3 separate regions of the Mus musculus genome follow, and regions 1 and 3 are each linked to region 2. The links are chromatin loops, found by intact Hi-C in ENCODE. Cell type or tissue: heart. All regions are shown on one strand. Links, peaks and the distances in the headings refer to the core of each region. The heading gives the core; the rest is flanking DNA.

Region 1 (3,312 bases), core at 431-2,930, 85 kb after region 2:
TTTCAATTTCTTTCTCTTAAAAGGGAGGGCAATTACTATGGAGTTGTGACACGGAGAGGCCAAAGGATCTGGCGAGGAAGATGGTTAGATGTCCATGGAGGAGGCCAACTCAATATGCCTCTGCAGCACATGCCAGATTGCTTTCAACTCTGAGGATCACAAAGGGTAGGCTCCTAAGTGACTCGTACAGGGAAGATCTTCTCAAACTCAACCCTCCTTGCCACTGCTCTTAACTCATACATGAAGACTATGGCTATGGAAGGCCATGGTAACCTGATTTCATGGATGCAGCTATGCTGGCTATGTAATGAGCTTCCAAAATGGAGATTTCATAAACAAAAGAACCTCCATCCTTCAGAATATCGGTTAATTCCACCTAATCAGATCTATTATCATCACTAACCCTGACACGTGGATTACCAGCATTACGAAGCAGCCATTACTAATTAGCCCTCCTTCCTAACATCACTAGCTCAGAAAAGCCTGTGCACACTGCCGTATTAAGAGAGTCTGCTCTGAATTGCTGTTTTGTTTGGAAAGGGAGGGGGGGAAAAACTGTGTTCTTTTCCAGCTGGCAGAGTTTTCCTAAATTAGATTAACTTTTAATTTAAATTAAAAAATTTAAAAGCTTTACACAAAGAGACAGTAATTGCCCATTTGAAACATCCAAAAAAAGGTGATTGAAGGGTACAGTAATATGCTTACATGAATAATAAATAATACTTAGCATTTAGATAGAGCTCCTCTCATCAAAGCACTTCTTTTTCAGCATGAACTAATTCACACATTATCCTTGCAAGAAAAGTAAAATTAAAGAGTACAATGTGCCACTCACTAAAAGTTGGGTAAACTGAGGCATAATAGCAGTAAAACTGAGATAATTCCATAATGATAGATCAATTTCAGGACACATAGCATCAGTCATTTCCATATAGGACCTGTGTATGTTGTGCATCTAAATCTGAGGTTAATTATTTGCACTAAGTGGTCCTTAAGGATATTGCATAGTCTAATTCTGATTTAACCTAAGCCAATGGGCTATGAAGATTTAGAAAACTGCAAAGAATTCTTTAAAATATCCTAATCAGGAAATTGGCAATAATCATTCATGCACACACATGTGCATATCAAAACACAGTTTATCACAAACGTTCAACACGTAACCATTCACCAATAGAAAGAATTATCAGCTAACTATTATCAACCTAATAGACTGTTCATATAGTCTGTAAGGAAAGGAACCACACCCTTCACTAGGTGTTTGACTAGAATTAAATATTCTAAACTCCTTGAAGAGGTCTAAATGGTGAGCCACATCCAAGGCAGCACTTCATAGTCAATTTACATAGACTTCATGTAATGTGCTTCAAAAAGTGCACAGACTTCAACATTTTTAATATCACAGGAAAAAAATCTTGGGCTGGTCTGTTAGGAAGGATCAGTGAGTAAAGGTGCTTGCTACAGTCTGGAGACCAGTATCCAAGCCTTTGGGCCATGGTGGAAGAAGGAGAACAGTGCCTCCTGCAAACTGTCCCTAGACCTCCACATGTCTGGCCTGACATGGGTGCATGCGTGCATGTGTGTTTGTGTCTGCGTGCAAACACAAAGGCAAAATTTATTAAGTAATTAATTACTTCAAAAAAAATTCTCAGATTAGAAAAGTGTTTTTTACCTTTAACATCCACTGATGGAGGAAGAAAGTGACTAGCTGGAGGTACATTCATGATAGCTTTGGCCATTTCTAAATGGATACATGTCTTCCTCCTACTCACAACAGAACTCACTCATAATTAATACCATGGCAACATACTGTTTGCTCATATACAGAAATTGGGTAAACCTGAGCTAGAAGTTCAATATTCTTCAGAGGTTTGCAGCCCACAGTATGAGGCAAAAAACCAACATACTGTCCAAACACTTGTTACACACCTGGCAGCCACTAGGGGAAATTAAGTGAAAGAACCCAGTGTTGACATTCCTAAAATCTTCCGAATAGAACATCTTTGAAAAATCTTCCCAGCTTTTAGAACTAAGGGAGGAATTATATGCAGGTCACCTACAATAAGATAAAAATATGAGGACTCAGCTTGGCCTCCTTAATTACCACATGATGGCAGGGGTCAATTCCTAAATATGAGTAAAAATAGATAGACAGACCAATAGATGAAAGATAAATAGATGTGCATATAAAATATGAACATATATATAAATATAAGCACACACACATATACATAAACTCACATATATGTATATGTACACATACACACAGAGACACATAAATGTAAGACAACAATATGGGCACGCATAAAAACTTGTAGAAAAAAGCATTTATATGGTCTTCCAGTAGTTTGTGTTTTGTCGTTTGTTTTTATTCTTTCTTTTGCCAACGTTACAACTAAATCGCTTGATGGCATCCCCTAGCTTTCAAGCAAGTCTCAAAATGTTTACCCGGATGATTTCCGTTTCTTCTCCACCTCCTCAACCTTTTATCTTTCTATTAAAATTGGTGACAAAATGGGCCATGATATATGTTTGGTTTGGTTTTGTTGTTTCCCCATAGCTAGTTTGGAATTAATCCTGTGCCAAGTGCTAAAGGAAGTCTGACATCTTTAAGATCTATTTTAAACACATTCAGAAGTATGTGTGTTTTTAAGTTGCTAGAACGTTCCACATATTTCCATTTCTCGTCATCTGGAGAATTTACATGGTGGCATAAAGTCTTACTTTAGCTATGCTCAGCATAATCTCATCATCCCGGCAGCCACAGGCATGTGAATTACATTTTTAGCTTCCACTGGGGCTCTGGGAAGCTCTGTTAGTATTGCGTATTACACACAAGTTACTTTAAATGCTCTTCTAAGGCCTGTTAAACGCTACACAAACTTTATACTTTTGAGTGCTGATGTTTAACTGATCTACCAGTAAATTCAAGCTCTCGGCTCATATAGTTTTCCATGTTGGTGATTTTCATCCATTATTATTTGTGAATGGATCCTTTTAAAAAGAGCTATGTTCTTAAACAAGGATGTGAAGTCAGGGACTTAATCATTTTATTTAAACTATGATGCTATTAATAATCCCAAACAACTTGCTCTAATACTGTTTATTAAGTACGACTTTACTAGTTACAGTGAATTTTTAGTATCATATAGTAAAAACATTCCTAAATATAATGATTCAAACTGCACCTAAATAAATGTATATTTATTCTGTGTTTAATACTGATATTTATTTTATTTATTTTTTGGTAAGGTGTGTAAAAAGTACACTGTTTAGAATACAAAATTCACATTATTTCCTGCAGCAGAGCAT
Region 2 (4,929 bases), core at 1,513-4,012:
CCAGTCCACAGGAGGTCCTTGGGTGATGATCTCATTGGTGACCAGGTCAATGAGGTGTGTGTCAGTATTCTTCAGTTGCTCGTCCACAGAGTGGTTGGATGAGGTAGCTGCACGGAGTCCGGGACCTTGTATTGGATGAGCGAGGAGCTGCCGATGGTCGTCTCCGTGCTCACTCATGACTGGCGACGTATACTTCCCAAAGGATTCACTGGACCTTGATCCCAATGAATTTTTAGCAGTACTATAGGAAGGAGGGGTCAGAGCCCTACTGGACTGGCTGCTGAATTTCCTTTGCTGCTCAGAGGGCATCAGCTGCTTTGTTGGCTTAAATGCTAAGGATGATGTTTCAGCATTTCTGTCAAAGCCATTCCCCCGATTCGAGTTTGAAATGCTGTTGTCGGGCATTCGGTACATAGGACTCTGTGTCGATCTCTGTTGGCCATAGCTGTAATTTCCGTAACTGGAGTCCATGTCTCCTTGCCCTGCCATATAGAAAGCTTTCCTTTTGAGAGAACTTGCTGAATTGTTGGTCAGAGCAGAGGGTGCAATGGGTGTCAAACCATGACCTTGGTAGGTGTAGCCAGGAACGGTAGTGGGGGGCAGAGGGGTGGGAGCAGGAATTCCTGAAGGCAGGTATGCTGAAGGAGGAGGGGGTGCTCCGCCAGGGCTGTACCCAGACCCCACGGCAGTCTGAGGAGGATAGCTAGCAGAGGGATAACTGTAACTGGAGAGATTGGAAGTCCCGTTGTAGCCTGGGACCAGGGCTGGTGGGGGAGGAGGAGGGGGTGGTGGCTGCAAAAGCCCAGAACTATGCAACGGGGACGGATGAGGCGAAGGAAGTGCAGGTGTGGCCTGGCTGCTGTAGGTAGAATGCAAATATGAGCCGTTGTATCCCGGAGCATATTCCTGAGATGGGAGCCCCGCATGAAGACTAGGTACTGTGTGGCTTCCACAGGTACTACTTGAGTAACTTGGCTCTGTCAGGTTGCTGGCCACCCCAGGGGAGCTCCCTATACTTGCCGAGACGTCTACTGGAGGGAGGGCTGAGCTGACACCAGCTTTGCTGGCAGTGATGACATCCGGGACACAGTTCATAGGATAAACGGCTTCTGAATTCAAGGAAGGCTGCCAGGGTTCGCTATCATTTTTCCGACCATTCACGAGTCCTGATGGTGTGTCTGAATAATTGCTGAGTACAGGTCGGTCTACGGGACCTTCCAAAATGCCAGAATACTTCTCTGCATATTTTTTCAGAAGGTTGGACGCAGTCAGAGCAGATATGTCATCATTCGCCCAGGCATACTGGTAGGTGCGCTGTAAATGACCTCTATAGGCTTCAACTTTGTGGGCGGGAGACCGAGTGGTCGAGGTGATGTCAAAGTGCTGTTCTGGCCACTGGGCATGCTCCGGCGTCCACTGCATCTTCAAGCCTAAGAATTGGACGGGAAAGACAATAAATTTACTTAGATATTCTTCGGAACACATAAAGATTCCCCCACCCTACCGCCCCCAACTATATCTGCTATTTATTAACTTCCACTAACAATATGGAGGTGGATAAGAATCTTCCCAGGTTGTAATACATAGTGTGATCTCTATAATATGAATTCTTCAAAATGGGGAGACATTAAACGTTGTAAAAAAGATAAATCCAATGTAAAATAAAACTCTGTAGATATCAAAAAAAAAAAAAAAGATAAAAGAGCCTTATTGCTGTCATAAACCCATAGAGTTACTTATTTAACACGAATACTAGACACACACACACACACACACACACACACACACACACACACACACACACTCCTGTCAAATTAGAATTCAATCGTGGTTGTTTGCAATAACATATACACATACATTTTAATATCCAGCATGCAGTACTGTTAACATGTATGCCACCTACTTATTCTGGCTCTTCCCATCAGTTTCTGTTTTATATTTTTAGCAATATAAAAATGAGACACAGCTGACAGATCGCATCTAGGATACCTCTCTTATTTGGTACTGAACACCTAGTTAGCACAGTATAATGCTCCCTGCACAGAACAATATGACACAGACATAGCAGGTCATTCCATAATCCAACTCTCATCTAAAGTGGCCCACGACAGTTTCAAATCTGCTTCGTGGAGTGCAGCAAAGCAATCTCCCAGGCAGCGCTCCACCGCTTTCATCGCACAAAGCCTACAACTCGGTATGAATTACAACTGGCTCCTTTTTGCCTCTCAGTTCTGTTGTTGAGTCTGGGGGGGAAATAAAAACAAGCATCACTTGTCTGTCCGGGCTTCTTGTGTGATTCTCCCTCCTCCTCTGATAATCCTCCTCCCCCAATAGACTGAGATACCAGGAGAGGAGGGAAGAACATGAGAAAAAGAGAAAGGAAGTGAAGAAGGGATGGAAAGAGTGGAGAAACTGGATTTTAGCCCCTTACATTTCTACAGTGATCCCTCCACGGCAGAAAGTGGATGCGTACAACTCATCCACGAGGTCACAGGAATAAACCCGTCATTCTGCTAGATTGCTAACTGAAGCCACTGACTCTGTAGTAACCCTGAAATGAGTATTTTCTTACTTCAGAGAAAACTCTCAGTTATTAGAATCAGATAGTCGTTTTAAATGATAACTTTGGAAAGACCTTGGGAATTAGCTGCTTCACACATCACAAAAGCAGTGCCCAAAGCGATTGATTTAAGAGGCTTTCATCTAGTTAGTTACCAACAAGTACTGGAACCCCACTCTCCTCTTTTTCAGGGCTTGCTCACTCATCTTAACTCTAATCTCTGCTCACTTGGAATGGACACTTCCTACCATGCTATGGCTGTGTTAGATGCCCTCCCTAATCTCTTTTGTATTACTCAAAGTGAATTCTGCAAACCATCTTGTGCCCTCTGGCAGAGAATCCTTGATAAGAGGAAGGCCTGGTCTAAATGAGGCATCTGTGGCATCCGTTCCCTTCCCTTCTGAATTCCCCAGCAGTGTTGACAGCTCCCATCCCTTTCTGTTCTCCTCCCCCAACCACTTCAGCCCTGCTTTGCCTGACTCTGGCTTTTGACATGGCCAGCTTTGACTCGCTGAGCTAAACTGAACAGAGCACACAGTTTGGTAACAGAATGGCATGTTGATTCCCTTCTGACTCCGTCTTCCTTGTTTGCAAAACCACTGCACCAGACAGTGGAAGTTAATTAGCAGGAGGATGCTGTGCTAATTGTGTTAATTTACAAGGTTTTAGTCAAAGAGAATCATGCCAGGGCTGGCACTGCTGTCATGCTTCCGACTTAATGATTAAGAAATACTGAAAACAAGGTGGGAAGGATTGCAGTAATTACACAATAAATGAATAAAGCAACAGGATTCATTTGCAAATATATTTTACTGCCGCTGGACTCATTTGCATTTGGATTTTTAAAAAGGATCCATGCAGATATTCATTTGCAAATCACCAACTCAGTGAAATTAAGTTTGGATGCCGCACAAGTATAAGTTAATCAGTCTTTATGTGTGTGTGTTTTGTAAAAATACTAAAGATTTTAGTTCTTGTGTATATGCAACATATTCCCCACTTTACTTCAAATATTCATAGGTTTGTTTAAGACTACACATACTGTAAAACAATCAAATCAACTTGGAAATTAATATTGTGAACCCCAAAGAAGCACACTTTTATTCTCCCACTCAGAGAAAGAGGAAGGAAGGGTTGGTGAGCGGGACTCTGGGAAGAAGTGAAGTGATCTAATTGTTTCTGCTTTCTCAGTCATTACTCTTTAAGAGGAGAAAAACACACCACAAAGTGGGTGATATGACTGAACTACACTTGAAGGGGGAAAGGATGCAATTTTAATGAAGCGGCTTTTCAGGAATCATACTTTCATTAGACTCAACTGGAAATTATTAAGGGCAAATCACCAGGAACCAATCGCAAGTAATCAGTATCTAACTTCCTCCAGTATCAAGGGATTTACTCCGAGCCTAACATAAAGGAGAGAATATCAATGTGATGGCAGTGTCGAGCTAAAAGACCTACACATTCATTAATCCCATGATTATTTTCAAGTAATTTCTATTAGGATTTTTTTCCTCTTAAAAAAAAAAACCTGAAAATATTGAGTAGTAAAAATAAGAACACATGTGCTCTGATGGGACATATTAATAGATAAAGAATAAAAATGAATATGCATCTCAAAAATAATTTAGAAGTCACAGGACTACTGGACAGTGCACGTGTAGGCAAGTGCAGCCTGTGCCTGGAAGCATACATGCATGCACAGGCAAGCACACAGAATGATCGGATTCGGCTTCCTTCCAGCTTAGTTGAGGCGATTACTTGTTGGATTTAGTTAATAGCCAGGACAGAAAGAAATAACCTTTAAAAAAAGGTGAACAGTGAAAAAAAAAATGGAAGGCAGGGCCTCTCTGTCTTGGTTTAAGCAAAGTTTTCTTATGAATTAATTGCTTATAACAATGCAAACATGATTTTAATGTTACCATTGCTTTACATGCTAAGCCTATGCACTTGGAACAAAATAGATTGCCCACTTAAACTGGGTATTTCTATGCAGTTTTAATGTAGCAAAACTAATTGAATTTTCAAACATTTATATTTCTTCTGAAATGAAGCAAAGATCCTATCCATCAAAAATAATTCATTGGGATAGTTACTGGATTGAATATGTTTATTGATGTAACTGAAAGTTTACCTATTGATGCATACTAAGCAATATCCTTAGCAAATGTGAGAAAGGTAAGTCTGATGTCTGTTTAACTTGAAGGAAAAAGGAGTGTTCCTTTCTTCTGGGAGAGCCTTGGAACCATAATCTAGACCCTGATGTTACTAAGATGCACAGGAGTCAGTGTTGACGACCCTGGTGGGGCCTTGAGAACATAAAGAGCCTATTGACCAGTGCTTGAATCTTAGCATTATGTGTTGGGGGA
Region 3 (3,312 bases), core at 431-2,930, 88 kb after region 2:
GGAAGTGGAGAAATTGTTATTTCCTTGCTATCATGTTGCCTAACATTAGTAAAAGTATTGCTTCTAATAATACCTTTTTTCTTTCATGTCTATTTAATAATGAAATTTCAATCAACCATATGTTAATTTGAGATACTAGAATTTAATGAAAATCAGTATTCTTCCATACTTTCTCTCCCTCAGTGTCTCTAAGTGTCTCTCTTGTCTCTATCACTGACTCTCCCTCTGGCTCCTTCACCCTTCTCTCTTTGCCTATAAATAGGTAAACAATCTCATGGTTGGCTATTTCAGAGTATACAAAGCAAAAATAAAATGAAGCAAAAGTCCATGATGTAAGTAAGGACTTTGAAATTCAGGTGATAGAAAAGTAAAAGTTGTGAATTCTTTCATCTCAACCTAGGTGCTTCCTGATACCACTGGACAAACAAGAAAGTTCTGCAGGCAGCATTGAGTCCCCCAGAGCTGGGTCTGGAAGGCGGTTGGCATTTATTTTACCTCCATTTTCAAGCAACTTATCAGGGGGTTCTATTTTTGGCAACAGCTTTGTTAATGAGATAGAGGAGCTAAACACTGTAAAGAAGTGAGCAGCGACGTTCTTTCCCATAAATGTTATAATGGAATAGATAATACTTTAACAGTTAACAAATTTACATGTTTAACACAAATACATTTAATCTTGAAATAACCGAAATAGTGATGAATATTTTAAGTACCACACTTTGCTTATTTGTTTGAAAGGAAATATTACTCAAAGCTAGCCTTCAGTAAGAAATTGAAATTTCTTTCATTCTGTCATCACATGAGAGAGTGCATATTCCTTGCTTTAAACAAAACAGAGCTTTCTGTGGACAAAGGATTCATCCACAGAAAATTCTCCAATGTAAATTTAATTTGGTGTCATAGTACTATTGAACCTTGGCCACCTCACATGTTTATATTTTTGTAGAATGGATAGAAAATTAGAGAGGAAACAAAACATACTTGGTCTGCAAAGACATGTACAGTATGGTCTAAAAGTCTTGTATTCTTTTTAAGAATAAGAACATTATCAGAAATAGCTGACCCCAAACAATGTCTTAATTCATGGACACTAAATAACAATTAGAACTATTCCAATTAAGTTTTAATTTTGGAAAAAAAATTAACTACAAACTCAGTCATTCAATAAAGTGTTGTCGTCCTCCAGTGTGTTTCTAGGCACAGAATATAGCAATTTACTATTGACAAGCACTAACGGAAGGGGTCATTTCACAAGTATAACGCGGACAAAGGTGAACCGGGCAACTGATGAAATCTGTGGCCAAGGCGAAATAGCAATCTCTGAGCCAAATGGTAATAAAGTTACCGAAATGAAGCAATGTAGTTTCTAAACTGAACTGTCATAAAGTAGGATATGGGCTTCAAACTGGCATGTCAGGAGTAATTAAAATATTATTTCTCCGTTTTAAAAAGTTCTTGATAGTTTTAACAGTCTTATCGATTTCTTTCATTCAACCAGCTAACAGTGAGGTTAGAAGGAGGCTGCTGAGTGGACAGGAGGCAGTGGAGAGACTTGATGGAGGTGCTGCAAGAGATAACGCCAGGGACATGTGTTAGCATACTAGAGTGGATGGGAGATTGTGCAAGCTGAATGCTGCACTGCCCTGCAGTACAGAAAGCCAGATGCAGAGGCACATGCCTGTAATCTCAGCACTTGAGAGGTGGAGACAGAATGATCCAGAGTCCAAGGTCATCTTTGCCTTGGATGAAAAATAATTCAAGGCCAGCCTAGAGACCCTGTGTCAGAAAAAAAAAAAAAAAAAGAAGGGTGGAAGAGAAAATGAAGGTGGAAAGAGGGAAGGAGGAAGAGAGAAGGGAGAAAAAAGGGAGGAATGGAAGGAGAGATTCAAATATCCAGGTACTATCATGTTTAGAAAGCAATGACTGCACGTATGACCATGTCATTGCTTATGTGTGTATGTCATATACATATACACATACATATATGTATATGTATATGTATATATATACATGTTTCTTTAAAGCAAGAGGATTGAGTGAAGATCTTAAAATCCACTCAGCCCCTAAAGAGTCTAACATAGTATGATTATGAATTACCTTCATAAATCTGCTAGCACATATGATGTTGTAAAATCTAAAGCTTGGCTGAAGACACAAATCCCTAAAAAGGCCACATCTTCATTCATTCTCATCAACAACCCACAGAGGGAAGTCAGTAAGAAGAGATGCAGGCCAAATGCATATCCACACATCCCTCAAGCAGCCAGACCTTTCTCTTGATGGGGAATAGGAATATATCCTTTCCAAAAGGTGGTATTTGTCCATCAAATGCCTTGTGTACCAAATTTGTATGTAATCTACTTTATAACTAGCTACTTTTTCATGAAATGCCTTTCATTTGAATGTATCTATGCTCACATTATACCGTAAATAAGTGGTTTGTCTGCACTTAACTAAAAAGTACAAAAGACTTCATTTCATGAGAACACAAAGGAATCCCCAGGGACCTAGAGTCTAGACCAGAGAATCCTGCAAACCTGATTTTCACTTTGCAGGGGAAAAACAAAACTATTGCAATTGCCCACAGTATGTATATTTCTTGCTCACTTCTGAACTGTGGTCCTACCTTACAAACTACCCCATGCATCACCCACTCAGCTCACAGACCCAAGGCATAATCTGCTATGAGATCCCACACACACACTACATACAAGACCTCAGATTGCATTACCAGAGAATACCTGCCTACTAGCCTCTGCCTAACCTCTACAAAGCAAAATAAGCAAATGCATTTCCGCAATGAAAGTTTGCTATTCCTCTCATATCTAGTAGGAAAAAAAGAGAGAAGAAACAATGAATATAGCAGTGTTCTTAAATGGTCAATTCAGTAAATTCTGTTCTGGTCACATCTTTGTAGCTTAGGGTAAAAATAACACACTTCTAGTGTTTGTCCCTGTTTTCTAATTACGCACATACACTGTATGTTATGGCCCAAAAGAGAAATAATAATGCAAATGTTCTCTATGTAAGAATGATACTGTATCCTCCGGCAAATGGAAAGGCCCTTGCCCTGAAGTTTTGGACCCTCTAAACAAACATTAAAATTATTGTGCTAAAGTAGGAGCCATTGGTGTTCCAAGAGGTATCAATAGTGCTAGGCAAACTCAATGCCCTTACATCAATCAACAAGATCCTTTCCTCGGGGTGGCAGTGAACAGTACGCTCACCCTCATTCCTCTGCAAAAGAGAAATTTCTTGTCCCAGACCTACTATCCTTAAAAACACAATGTCAAATCTAGTGAGGATGCAATA

What was found. Hi-C counts contacts between places; a loop is a spot of excess contacts. Peaks named below come from ENCODE experiments on the same cell type or tissue, not always from the same donor. Only the 100,000 strongest peaks of a DNase experiment are listed, where the experiment ranks them.
Region 1: a loop joins it to region 2, with 2.7 times the contacts of the local background. A loop is called at or near these places in 3 of 42 quality-filtered maps.
Region 3: it touches region 2 in a loop (2.3-fold over the local background); 3 of 42 quality-filtered maps call a loop at or near these places.

The regions. Positions count from the first base shown.
Region 1 is chr2:64,065,259-64,068,570 of GRCm38, forward strand. All of the region lies in intron 2 of Fign (fidgetin), which reads right to left. Among named protein-coding and RNA genes, the nearest start is that of Fign, 31 kb to the right of the region's middle. In heart, for the core only: a CTCF peak has its summit at 1,937; no DNase peak of the experiment used is centred there; H3K27ac peaks cover 395 bases.
Region 2 is chr2:63,979,470-63,984,398 of GRCm38, forward strand. It overlaps Fign (fidgetin), which reads right to left. Exons shown (of 4, transcript NM_001267846.1): 4 at 1-1,430. The coding sequence starts at 1,422. Among named protein-coding and RNA genes, the nearest start is that of Fign, 120 kb to the right of the region's middle. In heart, for the core only: no CTCF peak of the experiment used is centred there; a DNase peak (open chromatin) is centred at 3,002; H3K4me3 peaks cover 290 bases; H3K27ac peaks cover 2,054 bases.
Region 3 is chr2:64,068,875-64,072,186 of GRCm38, forward strand. All of the region lies in intron 2 of Fign (fidgetin), which reads right to left. Among named protein-coding and RNA genes, the nearest start is that of Fign, 28 kb to the right of the region's middle. In heart, for the core only: no CTCF peak of the experiment used is centred there; a DNase peak (open chromatin) is centred at 1,617; H3K27ac peaks cover 1,361 bases.